Linked DNA regions of Homo sapiens: region 2 is linked to region 1. A link is an interaction called in ENCODE POLR2A ChIA-PET data of the cell type or tissue named here. Cell type or tissue: OCI-LY7. All regions are shown on one strand. Region 1 overlaps LAMA2 (laminin subunit alpha 2). Region 2 overlaps LAMA2 (laminin subunit alpha 2).

What was found. Peaks named below come from ENCODE experiments on the same cell type or tissue, not always from the same donor. Only the 100,000 strongest peaks of a DNase experiment are listed, where the experiment ranks them.
Region 2: POLR2A ChIA-PET joins it to region 1 with 5 read pairs; 2 of 35 experiments call an interaction of 5 or more read pairs at or near these places.

The regions. Positions count from the first base shown.
Region 1 is chr6:129,162,782-129,170,781 of GRCh38, reverse strand. LAMA2 (laminin subunit alpha 2) reads right to left here. Exons shown (of 65, transcript NM_000426.4): 9 at 5,107-5,206. Among named protein-coding and RNA genes, the nearest start is that of LAMA2, 280 kb to the right of the region's middle. In OCI-LY7, no CTCF peak of the experiment used is centred here; no DNase peak of the experiment used is centred here.
Region 2 is chr6:129,230,589-129,238,588 of GRCh38, reverse strand. All of the region lies in intron 12 of LAMA2 (laminin subunit alpha 2), which reads right to left. Among named protein-coding and RNA genes, the nearest start is that of LAMA2, 350 kb to the right of the region's middle. In OCI-LY7, no CTCF peak of the experiment used is centred here; a DNase peak (open chromatin) is centred at 4,628; H3K4me3 peaks cover 337 bases; H3K27ac peaks cover 672 bases.

The sequences.
Region 1 (8,000 bases):
CTTTAACACCCCACTGTCAACATTAGACAGATCAACGAGACAGAAAGTCAACAAGAAGTCAACAAGGATACCCAGGAATTGAACACAGCTCTGCACCAAGCGGACCTAATAAACATCTACAGAACTCTCCACCCCAAATCAACAGAATATACATTTTTTTCAGCACCACACCACACCTATTCCAAAATTGACCACATACTTGGAAGTAAAGCTCTCCTCAGCAAATGTAAAAGAACAGAAATTATAACAAACTATCTCTCAGACCACAGTGCAATCAAACTAGAACTCAGGATTAAGAATCTCACTCAAAACTGCTCAACTACATGGAAACTGAACAACCTGCTCCTGAATGACTACTGGGTACATAACGAAATGAAGGCAGAAATAAAGATGTTCTTTGAAACCCATGAGAACAAAGACACAACATACCAGAATCTCTGGGACGCATTCAAAGCAGTGTGTAGAGGGAAATTTATAGCACTAAATGCCCACAAGAGAAAGCAGGAAAGATCCAAAATTGACACCCTAACATCACAATTAAAAGAACTAGAAAAGCAGGAGCAAACACATTCAAAAGCTAGCAGAAGGCAAGAAATAACTAAAATCAGAGCAGAACTGAAGGAAATAGAGACACAAAAAACCCTTCAAAAAATTAATGAATCCAGGAGCTGGTTTTTTGAAAGGGTCAACAAAATTGATAGACCGCTAGCAAGACTAATAAAGAAAAAAAGAGAGAAGAATCTAATAGATGCAATAAAAAATGATAAAGGGGATATCACCACGGATCCCACAGAAATACAAACTAAAATCAGAGAATACTACAAACACCTCTATGCAAATAAACTAGAAAATCTAGAAGAAATGGATAAATTCCTCGACACATACACTCTCCCAAGACTAAACCAGGAAGAAGTTGAATCTCTGAATAGACCAATAACAGGATCTGAAATTGTGGCAATAATCAATAGCTTACCAACCAAAAAGAGTCCAGGACCAGATGGATTCACAGCCGAATTCTACCAGAGGTACAAGGAGGAACTGGTACCATTCCTTCTGAAACTATTCCAATCAATAGAAAAAGAGGGAATCCTCCCTAACTCATTTTATGAGGCCAGCATCATTCTGATACCAAAGCCAGGCAGAGACACAACCAAAAAAGAGAATTTTAGACCAATATCCTTGATGAACATTGATGCAAAAATCCTCAGTAAAATACTGGCAAAACGAATCCAGCAGCACATCAAAAAGCTTATCCACCATGATCAAGTAGGCTTCATCCCTGGGATGCAAGGCTGGTTCAATATACACAAATCAATAAATGTAATCCAGCATATAAACAGAGCCAAAGACAAAAACCACATGATTATCTCAATAGATGCAGAAAAAGCCTTTGACAAAATTCAACAACCCTTCATGCTAAAAACTCTCAATAAATTAGGTATTGATGGGACGTAATTCAAAATATTAAGAGCTATCTATGACAAACCCACAGCCAGTATCATACAGAATGGGCAAAAACTGGAAGCATTCCCTTTGAAAACTGGCACAAGACAGGGATGCCCTCTCTCACCGCTCCTATTCAACATAGTGTTGGAAGTTCTGGCCAGGGCAATTAGGCAGGAGAAGGAAATAAAGGGTATTCAATTAGGAAAAGAGGAAGTCAAATTGTCCCCGTTTGCAGACGACATGATTGTATATCTAGAAAACCCCATTGTCTCAGTCCAAAATCTCCTTAAGCTGATAAGCAACTTCAGCAAAGTCTCAGGATACAAAATCAATGTACAAAAGTCACAAGCATTCTTATACAACAACAACAAACAGAGAGCCAAATCATGAGTGAACTCCCATTCACAATTGCTTCAAAGAGAATAAAATACCTAGGAATCCAACTTACAAGGGATGTGAAGGACCTCTTCAAGGAGAACTACAAACCACTGCTCAAGGAAATAAAAGAGGATACAAACAAATGGAAGAACATTCCATGCTCATGGGTAGGAAGAATCAATATCGTGAAAATGGCCATACTGCCCAAGGTAATTTACAGATTCAATGCCATCCCCATCAAGCTACCAATGCCTTTCTTCACAGAATTGGAAAAAACTACTTTAAAGTTCATATGGAACCAAAAAAGAGCCCGCATCGCCAAGTCAATCCTAAGCCAAAAGAACAAAGCTGGAGGCATCACACTACCTGACTTCAAACTATACTACAAGTCTACAGTAACCAAAACAGCATGGTACTGGTACCAAAACAGAGATATAGATCAATGGAACAGAACAGAGCCCTCAGAAATAACGCCGCATATGTACAACTACCTGATCTTTGACAAACCTGAGAAAAACAAGCAATGGGGAAAGGATTCCCTGTTTAATAAATGGTGCTGGGAGAACTGGCTAGCCATATGTAGAAAGCTGAAACTGGATCCCTTCCTTACACCTTATACAAAAATCAATTCAAGATGGATTAAAGACTTAAACGTTAGACCTAAAACCATAAAAACCCTAGAAGAAAACCTAGGCAGTACCATTCAGGACATAGGCATGGGCAAGGACTTCATGTCTAAAACACCAAAAGCAATGGCAACAAAAGACAAAATTGACAAATGGGATCTAATTAAACTAAAGAGCTTCTGCACAGCAAAAGAAACTACCATCAGAGTGAACAGGCAACCTACAAAATGGGAGAAAATTTTTGCAACCTACTCATCTGACAAAGGGCTAATATCCAGAATCTACAATGAACTCAAACAAATTTACAAGAAAAAAACAAACAACCCCATCAACAAGTGGGCGAAGGACATGAACAGACACTTCTCAAAAGAAGACATTTATGCAGCCAAAAAACACATGAAAAAATGCTCATCATCACTGGCCATCAGAGAAATGCAAATCAAAACCACAATGAGATACCATCTCACACCAGTTAGAATGGCAATCATTAAAAAGTCAGGAAACAACAGGTGCTGGAGAGGATGTGGAGAAATAGGAACACTTTTACACACTGTTGGTGGGACTGTAAACTAGTTCAACCATTGTGGAAGTCAGTGTGGCCATTCCTCAGGGATCTAGAACTGGAAATACCCTTTGACCCAGCCATCCCATTACTGGGTATATACCCAAAGGACTGTAAATCATGCTGCTATGAAGACACATGCACACGTATGTTTATTGCGGCATTATCCACAATAGCAAAGACTTGGAACCAACCCAAATGTCCAACAATGATAGACTGGATTAAGAAAATGTGGCACTTATACACCATGGAATACTATGCAGCCATAAAAAATGATGAGTTCATGTCCTTTGTAGGGACATGGATGAAATTGGAAAACATCATTCTCAGTAAACGATTGCAAGAACAAAAAACCAAACACCACATATTCTCACTCATAGGTGGGAATTGAACAATGCTATCACATGGACACAGGAAGGGGAATATCACACTCTGGGGACTGTTGTGGGGTGGGGGGAGGGGGGAGGGATAGCATTGGGAGATATACCTAATGCTAGATGACGAGTTAGTGGGTGCAGTGCACCAGCATGGCACATGTATACATATGTAACTAACCTGCACATTGTGCACATGTACCCTAAAACTTAAAGTATAATTAAAAAAAATAAAAACTGAATCGGAAAAAAGGCTCAATATTTTTAAATTTGGAAGTAAGACTGGGATAAATAGGTTGAAGAGGACACTTATTATTTTATTTCTTTACTATTAAGAATTTATTTTACTATGTATTGTTTTTACAATAATTGAAAAGTAATTATATGGAATAAGTATTATTAAAGGATTGGTTAAAATAAACAAAAATTTGAAACAATCTTAATGTCCATATAAAGTTGAGAGGGTAAATAATTATGGCACGACCATATAATAATGTGTTATTTAGGTGCTGAAGCCAGACTTCAGAGAAAGTTTTCATAGATTTTTGGGGAAACTCATCACATAAAGTTAAGAGGAGCAATATCAGAAATTTTTGTATGCATTATGACAGAAATATATGAAAATGTTAATAGTGGTATCTCTCCTGAATTACCACTGAATTGTATATTTATTTTTCTACTTTTCCATTTTTATTCTGTGATCATATACTCATTACTCAAAAAGGGGTAGGGAAGAGTTAAATGATATTAATGAAAACAACATTGTGATTTACTTGTAAACACAAAGAGAAAAGGCTTAAAACGAAAAGTGAGCTCAGTAATTCATCATTCGACTATCAAAACGTATCCGTTTTTTAATATTTCAAAATTTAGTCTACATGTAATGCTCAGATTGATAATCCTACAGTTTTATAAAGAAAGCAGGTAACAAGAATTGTACCTAAGAAACATTGCTGGTCTTTTAACGCTAAAGTCATTAGGGAAAAAAACACTACATTGTAGCCTTGATTAATTTTAGTCTTTCTAGAGAAGAAGCGTCCCAGTGCATTCTATGAATTTCCTACTTAAACTTGGCGAGCAACTGCCCTGGAAGTAGCTCCCAAACGCTTTTATATCAAGGAGTTATGTTGGCATTTGATTTCTTAATGTTTGGAGTTCATGAATTTCATTCCTCAAAGGAAGGCTTTAGCTTAAATTAGTGTCAGCCTCTTTCTGTTCATTAATTCATGACTACTACCTTCTTAGTCCTTTATGAACACTTCTTGCTTTCTATATTATTGCCTACATCTCAGTGTGTGAGTTCTTCTATTTGCTTTTCCCACTACAGCACACACATTCCTCAGTGAACGCTGGCATTTCATGCTAGAACTCATAGAAGCTACAAACAATCTAATAAATAACACGATATGAAAAAATTACATATACCACAGATTTGTGATTGACTCTCTCTCTTTCTTTATCTCTGTGTATGTGTGTGTGTGTATCTCAAAATACATAATTCAACTCTTCTTGCTATGAAAACATTATAATTAAACATGAAAGTAATTATTGAGATGAGTTTAAAAACTACTTCCTGGAGGGAACGCTAATACACTGATAGATTAAAGAATAAATTTATTACATGAATAACATTTACTGCAAAATATTCTTCTGAAAATAATCATATTTGGCTTTTAGTTGTCCTTTTATCAGAGCAGTGACATTCTGCTGCAGCTCTCACCTCGTCGAGCATGTTTCTCATCCTTGACACAGACTTCATTTAAGGAACCAATTGGATCGCAATGACATGGCTGGCATGGCCTTGGATAATTTGGAGATACCTAACAAAAATATTAAAATGAATTTAACGAAGTGTAATAGAAACAGCAATATTTTTCACTTCAGCAAACTTTTATAGACAAAGTAGTTTTAATAATACAGAGCAGCAAATTATTGAGAAAACTATAAGAATTACCTTTAATACATGTTTATAATTTCTAAAATCCAGTTCTTTTACATGCTTACACAAAAGTAAAGATAATAGAATAATAAATTCCTATATATTTGTTACTTAGATTCAATACTTATTGATATTTTCATGTTTTATTCCTTTTTATCTTGTATACATAGTATATCAACAAAGCTAGTTTACTTAAACAAAACTACACTGTGTTCATATACTGTATATACAAGATTTATTTTCCAGATGTAATAGGAAAAAAAAAAAAAACTAAATTATTTGCCCAAGAAATGCCCACCTATTCAATATAGTTCATATGTATATATATCTAGGCTTAATTTACAAATGAAAACTTGTTTGCTACTATAAATCAGAGTGTTAAAATTAGACTTATTTATATACCTCACTGAATCTCAATTAACTAAGTTCACAGGTCAGTTTCAAAATCATCATTTGTTTAAGATACATTCATTCATTCCCCCATTATGAAGTTGGGACTGTGCACAGAATAGGTAAGGCATATTTTATATACACATATAAATTAAATGTCATTAAGTGGAAAAATCTAAAATCAAATTTTAAGACAATAATTTTATGAACATCATAGAGATAAATTCTTTAGCTGTTAAACTGCAATTCACAAAATTTGCATAACAATACCCTTCCCAGCCTTAACTGATCCCTTTATTGTATATTCACTCAGGAGATTCTAGGAAATTCAGTGGAAAGCAACCGCTGGAAACTGAACAAGGTGAGAAGAGTTTTCAGGTGCTACCAACCATAAAGTAAAGAGAATTCAGACTTTAAGTTAACTACATTAGAAATGTTTGATGAATACCTGGAGTTTTCCACTAATCTGTCCTAACAAAGTATGAAAGTAAACTTTCATGACTTCATGGTGATCACTCAGCAAGTTTATTACTAATTAGAACCAATTCAAACTCTTCAGAGGAACATAACAGAAACCAGTGTCTGCATTGTATTCTCCGAAATGTCCTGTAGAGATGATAAATTACAGTAGTCCTCACCTCATCTGTAGTTTTGCTGTCTGAGGTTTCAGTTATCATGGTTAACCACAGTTCGAAAATATTAAATGGAAAACTCCAGAAATAAATAATTGAAAAGTTTTAATTTGCATGTCATTTTGAATAGTGTGGTGAAATCTCGGGCCATCTTGCTCTGTCGCACCAGGGATATGAATCATCCCCTTGTCCAGCATATCTATGCTGTATAGACACTACCCTCCTGTTAGTCACTTAGTCCCATCACAGGTATCAGATAGAAAAAACATAGTATATATAGGTTTGGTACTATCTGTGATTTCAGGTATCAACTGGGGTTCCTGGAACATATCCTCTGTGAATAAAGGAGGACTACTGTATTAGATATACAGGAAAGAAACAGGAAAATGTTGACCTTATTAAAAAAAGAAGTTGATAAAAGCAGATCCTGAGGTGACCCAGATATTGAAATTAGCATACAAGGAAGTCAACGTAAGTTCTGTAAATATGTCCGAGAATATAAAGGAAACAATGTTTATAATGAGTGAAGGTATGGAGTATTTCAGAGAAATGGAAGCTGTAAGGAACATAAGAACTCCAGAAAGCTGAAAAGTAAAATACCTCAATTTAATAATTCACTGGATATGCTTAACATCAGGTAGAGATGATAGGAGGAAGAGTAGTCAACCTAATGACTACTTTTGTAGTCATCTGGCCATAGGCCAGGATTTGGTCTACAGGCCAAAGTTTTCTCAAACATGATACTATTGTTAAAAGTAAATATAATGAGAATTTATTTATTTATTTATTTGTATTTATTTTTGAGATAGGGTCTCGCTCTCTTGCCCAGGCTGAAGTGCACTGGTGCAAGCTTGACCCACTGCAACCTCACTTCCTGGGTTCAAGCTATTCTCCTGCCTCAGTCTCCTGAGTAGGTGATATTACAGGTGCCTGCCACCATGCCTGGCTAAATTTTGTATTTTTAATAGAGACAGGGTTTCACCATGTTGGCCAGGTTGGTCTTAAACTCCTGACCGCAAGCGACTTGCCTGCTTCGGCCTTCCAAAGTACTGGGATTCCTGGGGTGAACCACTGTGCCCGGCCTAATGAGAATATTTTAAAATCAGCTAGTAAATTAAAGATACATTATATGTAGACCAAAGTATAATGACAGATGAATGGAAATGATCCAATCTAAAGAACGGAGAAAGAAAAAAAATTACTTAGCACTGCCTCAGATACAATGAACGCCCTAGCACACATGCAGCTGGAGTCCTAGAAAGAGAAGGAAAAACACTGGTCAAAAAACAGGTTTTAAACAAAAGCCTAAAAAAAATAAGTAAAAATAAAAAAAATAGCCTAAAATTTCCTAAATGTGGAATAAAATCTCAATTTATAGTTCCTAGAAGCTTTGTGAATCAAGCAAGGTAAGCTTGAAAGCCAAACATAGACACATCATAGTTTATTTAACTCTGAGGTTGGAAAACTTTTCTGTAAAGGGCCAGATAGTAAAATAAGCCATATAAAGACTCTCTTCATTCTTCCTCCTCTTCTTCCCCCCCCTCCTAGTTCTCTTCATTCTCCCCTTCTTCTACTTCTCCTTTTAACAAACCTTTACAAATGTAAAAACATCCTTTGCTTACAGATCATACAAATATAGGCCATGAGTCAGAT
Region 2 (8,000 bases), 68 kb before region 1:
TCTCTCTCTCTCACACACACACACACACACACATGAACACGCTCAGTGGTTTCATGTGACTATAATGCAAAAGTATATGTTTAAGAATGAGACTTACCCACTTTCTAATTGTAGTCTATATATTTGCTGTGTGATTTTGGGAAAATTAATTCAACTCTGAATTATACGTTATGTTATGTCTAAAAGGGCATGAAAATACCTACTTTGAAGGGTTTTAAAAAGAAATTCATAAGAGGAACACAGAACCCATTCTTCATGTTCTATAGTAACAGGCAGATAGAATTTATTTAAACATTATTTCTTTTCCTCTCCTAATTATTCTTGGGATTCAGTAAGTTCAGAATAGATTTTTGAATTAGATTTTAAATGCTTGTGTGGAAAAAAATATAATTGTCTCTCTTCCTTTTTTTTTTTTTGAGATGGAGTCTTGCTCTGTTGCCCAGTCTGGAGTGCAATGGCACTATCTTGGCTCACTGCAACCTCTGTCTCCCAGGTTCAAGCAATTAAGTGATTCTCATGCCTCAGCCTCCCAAGTAGCTGGAATTATAGGTGTGCACCACCATGCCTGGCTTTTTTTTTTTTTTTGTATTTTTAGTAAACACAGGGTTTCACCATGTTGGCCAGGCAGGTCTCGAACTCATGGCCTCAGGGATTCGCCTGCCTCAGCCTCCCAAAGTGGTGAGATTACAGGCGTGAGCCACCACACCCAGCCCAAAATGTCATTTTTCACCCATTGGATTGCCAAAGACCCAAAAGTTTGATAATATACTCTATTAGAGAGGGGTTTAGGGAAACAAGTACTCTCATGCATTGGTGGTAGCATGTCTAAAATATATGGGTTCAATTTGGCAATATCTGTTAAAATTATAAATGCATATATACTTTGACATAGCAGTTTCACCTTCAGAGATTTATCCCACAGTTATAAGGGTGCATGTGAGAAACAGCTGGGCACATGGCTATTCACTGAAACACGCTTGCAATCCCAGCACTTTGGGAGGCTGAGAAGGGTGACTCATGAGTTCAGGAGTTCAAGACCAGCCTGGCCAAGATGGTGAAACCCTGTCTCTACTAAAAATACAAAAATTAGCTGGGCATGGTGGCAAGCACCTGTAATCCCAGCTACTCGGGAGGCTGAGGCAGAGAATCACTTGAACCCGGGAGGTGGAGGTTGCAGTGAGCCGAGATCACACCACTGCACTCCAGCCTGGGTGATAGAGCAAGACTCCATCTCCAACAACAACAACAACAACAACAGAAAAACAATGTATAACAACGTTTGTAGTAAAAAATATTGAAAATGTCCGTACGTCCATCAATAGGGGTTGCAATTAAACATGTTAAAAATGATGATGGAAATGACAACTCACACTGACATTATGCTTTGCAAGTGCTAAGCACTCTACAATGTGGCTTTGGATATGTTCATTCATTACATTCTCAAAACACCACACACAACCTTATGTGGTAAGAATCTTATAACTGTTACATTGATTTTAAAGATGAGGGAATTGAAGCATTGAGTACTTACATAACTTGTTCAAGGTTACAAAGATGGCAGGTGGTGAAAGCAGGATTTGAACCTTCACAGTCTAGTACTAGAGTCAATGTTTAACCTCTGTGCTGATTGCTGAACACGTTTGAGTGCATTCATTCAATGAAATACACAATCATAGATACATATGATATATTACATATACTTACACATATAATGAAGAAACTATCCAATATGGAATTAACTTCAAATTATATTACATAAAAATTATACTGTGCTCTTATAATGTGTATAGTATGTTTCCACTTGTATAAGATGAGGAAAAATAAATATATATATACTTATATGTGTGTGAGTGTGCATGTACATATATACACATGAGTATATATTAATCTATTAAAACATGGAAGAATAGAAATAGGGAAAATAAGAGTTAAGTCCAAAATACATGCTACTTACTATTTCAATGTTATTTATTCTTAAATTAATTTTGTCAGATGAAATGACTCATAAAAATATCAGCCTTACTACCTGGAATATCTGAATGAGGTGAAATATTTGTGACTTTGGCACCTGCAAAATGAAACATAACAAAGCAAAAAGTGTTTTATAAGGGGTGCTCTTAAAACGTATTCAGATATTCAGAGGTTTTTATAGAAGGGTGACATTGAAGAAAACAAGGGAAGGGAGTTCTGAGCATTAGCCAGCACTGCCGAAACCAGATGTTTCATTTTAAAAATACTTGTTTCTTAAGAACAAAATGAAAACCAAAATATAGAATATGAAAGTGAAAAAAGCTGAGATTATGTCTCAGTTGAGTATCTCACAGAAATAGAACTTTGGACAAATTATTTACCTCGGTGAACATTAACAGCATCGTCTCTACTGTGCAAATTTCAAAAATTTTCTTGCTCATTTTACTGTGTTACAGTATTTTGAGATTCATATGAACTAATGTTTAACACATTTTGGAGGCTATACATATGTACAGTTTTATAATTGACACATTTAGTTCTAAAATTCCCTGACTTAAATGATAATAAAAATCAGATCATATGACTTTAATGAAGTGTTCAAGATTTCTTGCTTAATAGGGAAATTTTCTAACATGAGAACTTACTGCTTTCAAGTAAGTACATTGCACAGTATTTCAGATTTGTCTTCACTTTATTTCTTTTTATCTTGAGTAGATAAATCATTAGAATAAATAGCCTTGGCAGAGTCTGCACATTTCATCACACATATAAGTAGGTCAGACTGTGGCCTTTTTAACCCAAAAGAGGAAGGAGAAGAAGAAAGAAGAAAAAGAAAACAATGGCCAAAGTTTCCAAATAAAGCTGAGCATTTTTTATGAGAAACATGAGAGCGTTGGTGATTTTTCTACTAAGTTCCCCAATTCCCATAAACTATAGGTACCCTTTAGAACAAAGGAGTACAAACTGTTCTTTACTATTTTCTAAGAAAACAGAGTTCCTGCCATACAAAGGCAGACAGACCCTCAGGACATTCCAAAGTTCCTGCTAAGAGTTCAAAGTGGGCCATGAAAGTTGTCCTATCAATCACAACATAAAACACACACTTTCTCATACTCTCAAAGGGGTGCAAATATTTATGCAGCTTTGGACACTTATTTTCTTCATATGCTTTCACATCAGAGGAGCAATTGTATACTTCTTGTAGGGGACCATTATTATTGGTCTTTTGAAGAGGTGCTGACCATGCAGAATAAGTGAAGGGAGACACAGGGGGAGCACCAGTGTCTTTGAGTCTTCTTGTTAGAATTCATTCACTTTTCACTAAGGCTTGGTAAAAGCAAAATTGGATATTCTAGTAGCATAGTAATTGGTAAGAGCCTATTCTTTTTGTCCACAAACTCTACGTACTGAAATACCTAATGTTTATTTTGTACCAGTTCAGTTGGTTCTAAGCCCCTTGGCCCCTGGAAGTTTCCTGCTTGTCTTTCACATGGGCATTCACTAGTGAATGTAAAATTTGCTCAGATAGGCAAACTAAGTTCTTGTACAGGTTTGAATTATAAAATTATCTTCTTAACATTTCAGAAATATGTGTAAGATTTTACTCCCACTTTTAAAAATCATACATTTCCATCTAAAATAAACTAGAATAAGACCTGGTGAACTTAATTTACTAGATTTCATTCACTCAAAAACATAGACCTCAATTTACAGTAGGCTACTAAGATGAAACTGGCTGAGTAATTGACAGATTTTTCTTTGCTTTATCTAGTTTCATAAAGACACAGAGTCGATAATATGTTTTATGCCCCCTGTTATATTCCTAGGTGGTTTATCTATTGAATACTTGAAACACCGTACGTGTAATTAAATTTTCTAAATAACATAAAAGTACATACACAATTGATAATGAGCATATTGACTTACTAGCATCAATATGGCTTACATTTCAAAAATGCAGTTTTGATTTTGCAGCTATTTATAAAATGTACCCCCAAATAAATATTTTGTTTTTAATGAAATTTACTTATTCAATTTAAACTGTATTTATGCTAATGGATTTCTTATTATGAAAAAATTCCAATTCCAAGATAACATGTATATGGTAGAAGAAATATCACTAATAATTCTTTTTTCAACTTACTTCTCATCTTTGTTATACTTTGAACATCCTGATTCTGTGATATAAGTAAAAAACTCAAGAAATTCAGCAAAATGGGGTGCCCTCTGAGGGGCTTCTATATAACAACAACTAGATTGGAAGAATTATTATAATGAATGTTTGACTTTTTGGATTTTCATCTATGTGTGGTATTATGTAGACATCATTTAAATTGGTTGCATATTTGGACATTAATTACTGGAGGCTTTTCTAATTACAAATACAGTCTTTTTATCTAATGCATATATCTCCAGGCCTTGCAAACCAATGGATAGAAATAAAGTCTCATATTGGAGTCCAGTAAGAATAGTTCTTAGTTCCCTTTACGTCTCCAAAGCAAATTTGTTCCGGCCTCCCATCAAGATAACTCTTCACTACTCGGCTGCAACTTCCCATAGTGAGAACTTTGCTTCAGGCAAAGCCGCTCTTAACCTTCAGGATATCAAGCCTGCCCTTGGTCAGATGCGGAAAAAAAGAGTTCCTCAACCCTGTGTCAAAATTTGTCTCACAACATTTTTCACAAAAATATCTTCTTAACTTTCAGTTCTTCTTTTTGCTCTACTGGAGCGGAGTTTCAGACCAGTTTTTCAAGACCCTTAGTGAAGGGGAAAAGGAAAAAAAGGACAAATACCATAAAATCTCTATGATATTTTTATCCCATTGCTTTCTCCAAATCTTGGGCACAAAATACTTCCTTTCTGTTTAAAGAAGAAAGCCTTCATATACAGTTGACACCTGAACAACACAGGTTTGAACTGTGCAAGTCCGGTCCATTTATACGCGGATTTTCTTCTGTCTCTGCCTCCCCTGAGACAGCAAGACCAACCCCTCCTCTTCTTCCTCCTCCTTAGCCTTTTCAACATGAAGATGATGCAGATGAAGACCTTTAAGATGATCAACTTTCACTTGATTAACACAAATATATTTTATCTTCCTTATGATTTTCTTAGTATTTTCTTTTCTCTCTAACACACTTTATTATAAGAATACAGCATATATACATATGAAATACAAAATATGTTAATAAATTGCTTATGTTATCAGTAAGGCTTCTGTTCAACAGTAGACTCTTAGTAGTTATGTTTTTAGGGAGCTAAAAATTATAAACAAATTTTCAACTGTGTAGAGGTCAGCATCCCTAATCCCTGCATTGTGCAAGGGTCAACTGTACATTGCATTAGTTTCCTATTGCTACCGTAACAAACTTAGCAATTGAAAGCAACACAAATATATTATCTCATGGTTCTGTAGGTGAATATTCCAACATATGCATCCTTGTTGGAATACAGTTCTGTAGGCGAATATTCCAATATGGGTCTCCTTTAGCTAAAATGACTAAAATGATGGTGTCGGCATGGATACATTCCTTTCTGGTGGCTCTAGAGGAGAATCTATCTCCTTGTTCATTCAGGTTGTTGGCAGAATTCATTTCTTGTGGTTGTGGAACTGAGGTTCCCATTTCCTTGCTGTTTGTCAGCCAATGCTCTTTTCCAGGTTCTAGAGGTCATTCACATTCCTTGGTTCAAGGGACTCTCCATCTTTAAAGCCAGAAATGATGAATGAAATATTTTTCATGCTTCAAACTTCTCCTTCCTCTTCTTCCATTGTTTCATCACTCTGACCCCCTCTTCTACTTTTAAGGTCTCATGTGACTGGATTCGGTCCACCTGGATAACGCAGGATCATCTTCCCACCTTAAGGTTCTTAAACTTAGTCACATTTGCAAAGTCCCTTTTGCCATGTAAGAGGGAACATATTTACAGGTTCTGGAAATTCAGCTATGGGTATCTTGGAGGAGGGCATTATTTAGCCTACAACATACAAATCAGTCAATATAAAGAAATACCTGAGGGATTCACTAGCCAGAATTTTAATTTGAAATCCATTGCTATTATTATAATTTTGAAATAATAAAATTAAAACATTTGGGGGAAGGTAAATATGGAGAAAAAAATCAGGAATGTACGTATCTATATTTTGTTCTAAGATATAGGATGGCCCCACAGTCTTCAGAAATTAATAGGAGTTAGAAGATTAAATTATAACACCTGGGAAAGGAAGGCTTACATTTAAAATTCTGACAGCCTTCTAACAACAGGACTGCAGCCCTGGCAGACACTGCTATAATAAGAATATATACCTTTCTATCTATGTAATGTCATTTAAGCAGGAAGAAGCTGAGATCTCCTTAGAATATAAATCATGTCAAAAGTAAGAGTTAAACTCCAAAATAAATTTAGTAAAACTTAAAGTGAGTTTTCTAAGCCTAGCACATATCGACACAAATTAGGACCATATTGTACATATGCTGTATGATGATAATATTCTGCCAAACAAGAAAATGTCTTCTTTAAATAGACAGCTATATTTTTCAGGTTATTGTGCTGAAAGGAAAGAACTTCGTATAATGCAGTTTCAATCAAAAGGACATAAGTGATCACTACTGTATCAACATTACTTTTTGAAAGGTATTTGGAACTCCATATATATTGCATGGCTATATTGATAGTAACTACATAGAGGTTGAAGACATTTATTTGTTTATAAACAAATGTCACTAATATCTAATGGCATGCCATTTCAGAAGCTGGACATTTTCTTCAAGCAGTTAAATTGTTTTATGTCTAAGATGCACTAAATGATATTTTGGAGGGCATATGTTCCTCCAAATAATAAATAATAAAAAACTTAGTTGGTTTTTATTTAAAAAAATTCAGGCTCACTATTTTAATCATCAATGTAAAAAGAAAGAGGAGGAAAGTGCATGGGTAGTTTAAGGAACTAAAGGACAAAGGAATAAAGTGTGTGTATGCCTAGAAAAAACGTGGCTTCTGACAGTGCTGCCTTAGCAGCCTAGAACAATTCAATGTCAACATGAATGGAAGGGAAGTGAACAACCAGAATGTAATATTGTAAAACATTTTTCCATTCTCCAAGTCATAGACACATTTTTATACTGTTTACTATATAATAGTGATAATGATAATTCATACTTCATGGCACTGTGGGAAAATCAAATCAGATAATGCAGGCAAAACAATTAACTCTGCGCCAGGTATACACATGAACACTTAATACATTCCAAATATATGCATGAATGCTCCATACATTTCAGTTACTATTTGTCTAAGAAATAAGGCAACTATTTAAACGATTGGTAGCAATTCCTATGTGTTCAGTAAAGCATAATTTCAAAATAATAACCTATGCCTTCTTTGTTTCTATGTTTTGTGCTAGATATAATAAATAGATGTTCAGATTAATTTTTGCATTTGCATAAGTAATTTAATGTTATATAAACTAGCCTTGCTTTGGGGAACATATAGAAAAAAATTCCATTCTAAAAAAGAAGGAAATGCAATGGAGTTAAAGCACTGTCAAGGATTATATACTGTTCCTTTAATTTGTGGCAAAGTGCTACTGATATTTAGTGTACAGCACACTAAATGTGTACTGTACCACTTTACCTTTATCCTTTAGGCCAAGGATACTAAATATCCTCTAAGGCCTTGTATAGTCCTATAAAAGAAAGACTTGTCTTGGCTACAGTACTAATAGCATTTAGGGAGACAATGGGAAATCGCTGTAGCTTGAGGGTTTCTCATCACTGTCTTAGATTCCATGGTCAATTATTTTAATCTCTAGTTTTACTGTATTCACTTGGCTTAACCACAACGTCAGTTAAATCTAACCTCTATCTTCTCTGTACCTGCAACTGCTGAGCTGGATACATCTGAAGAAACTCATAGTACCTGTTGACTGACCTTGCTTCAAATTCATGATTACTAAACTCACATAGATCCCTAATGCTGTCTGGTCCATGTTCTTTGCTATGTTCCTGGATACTTTTTCATACTTTCTCTTTTCT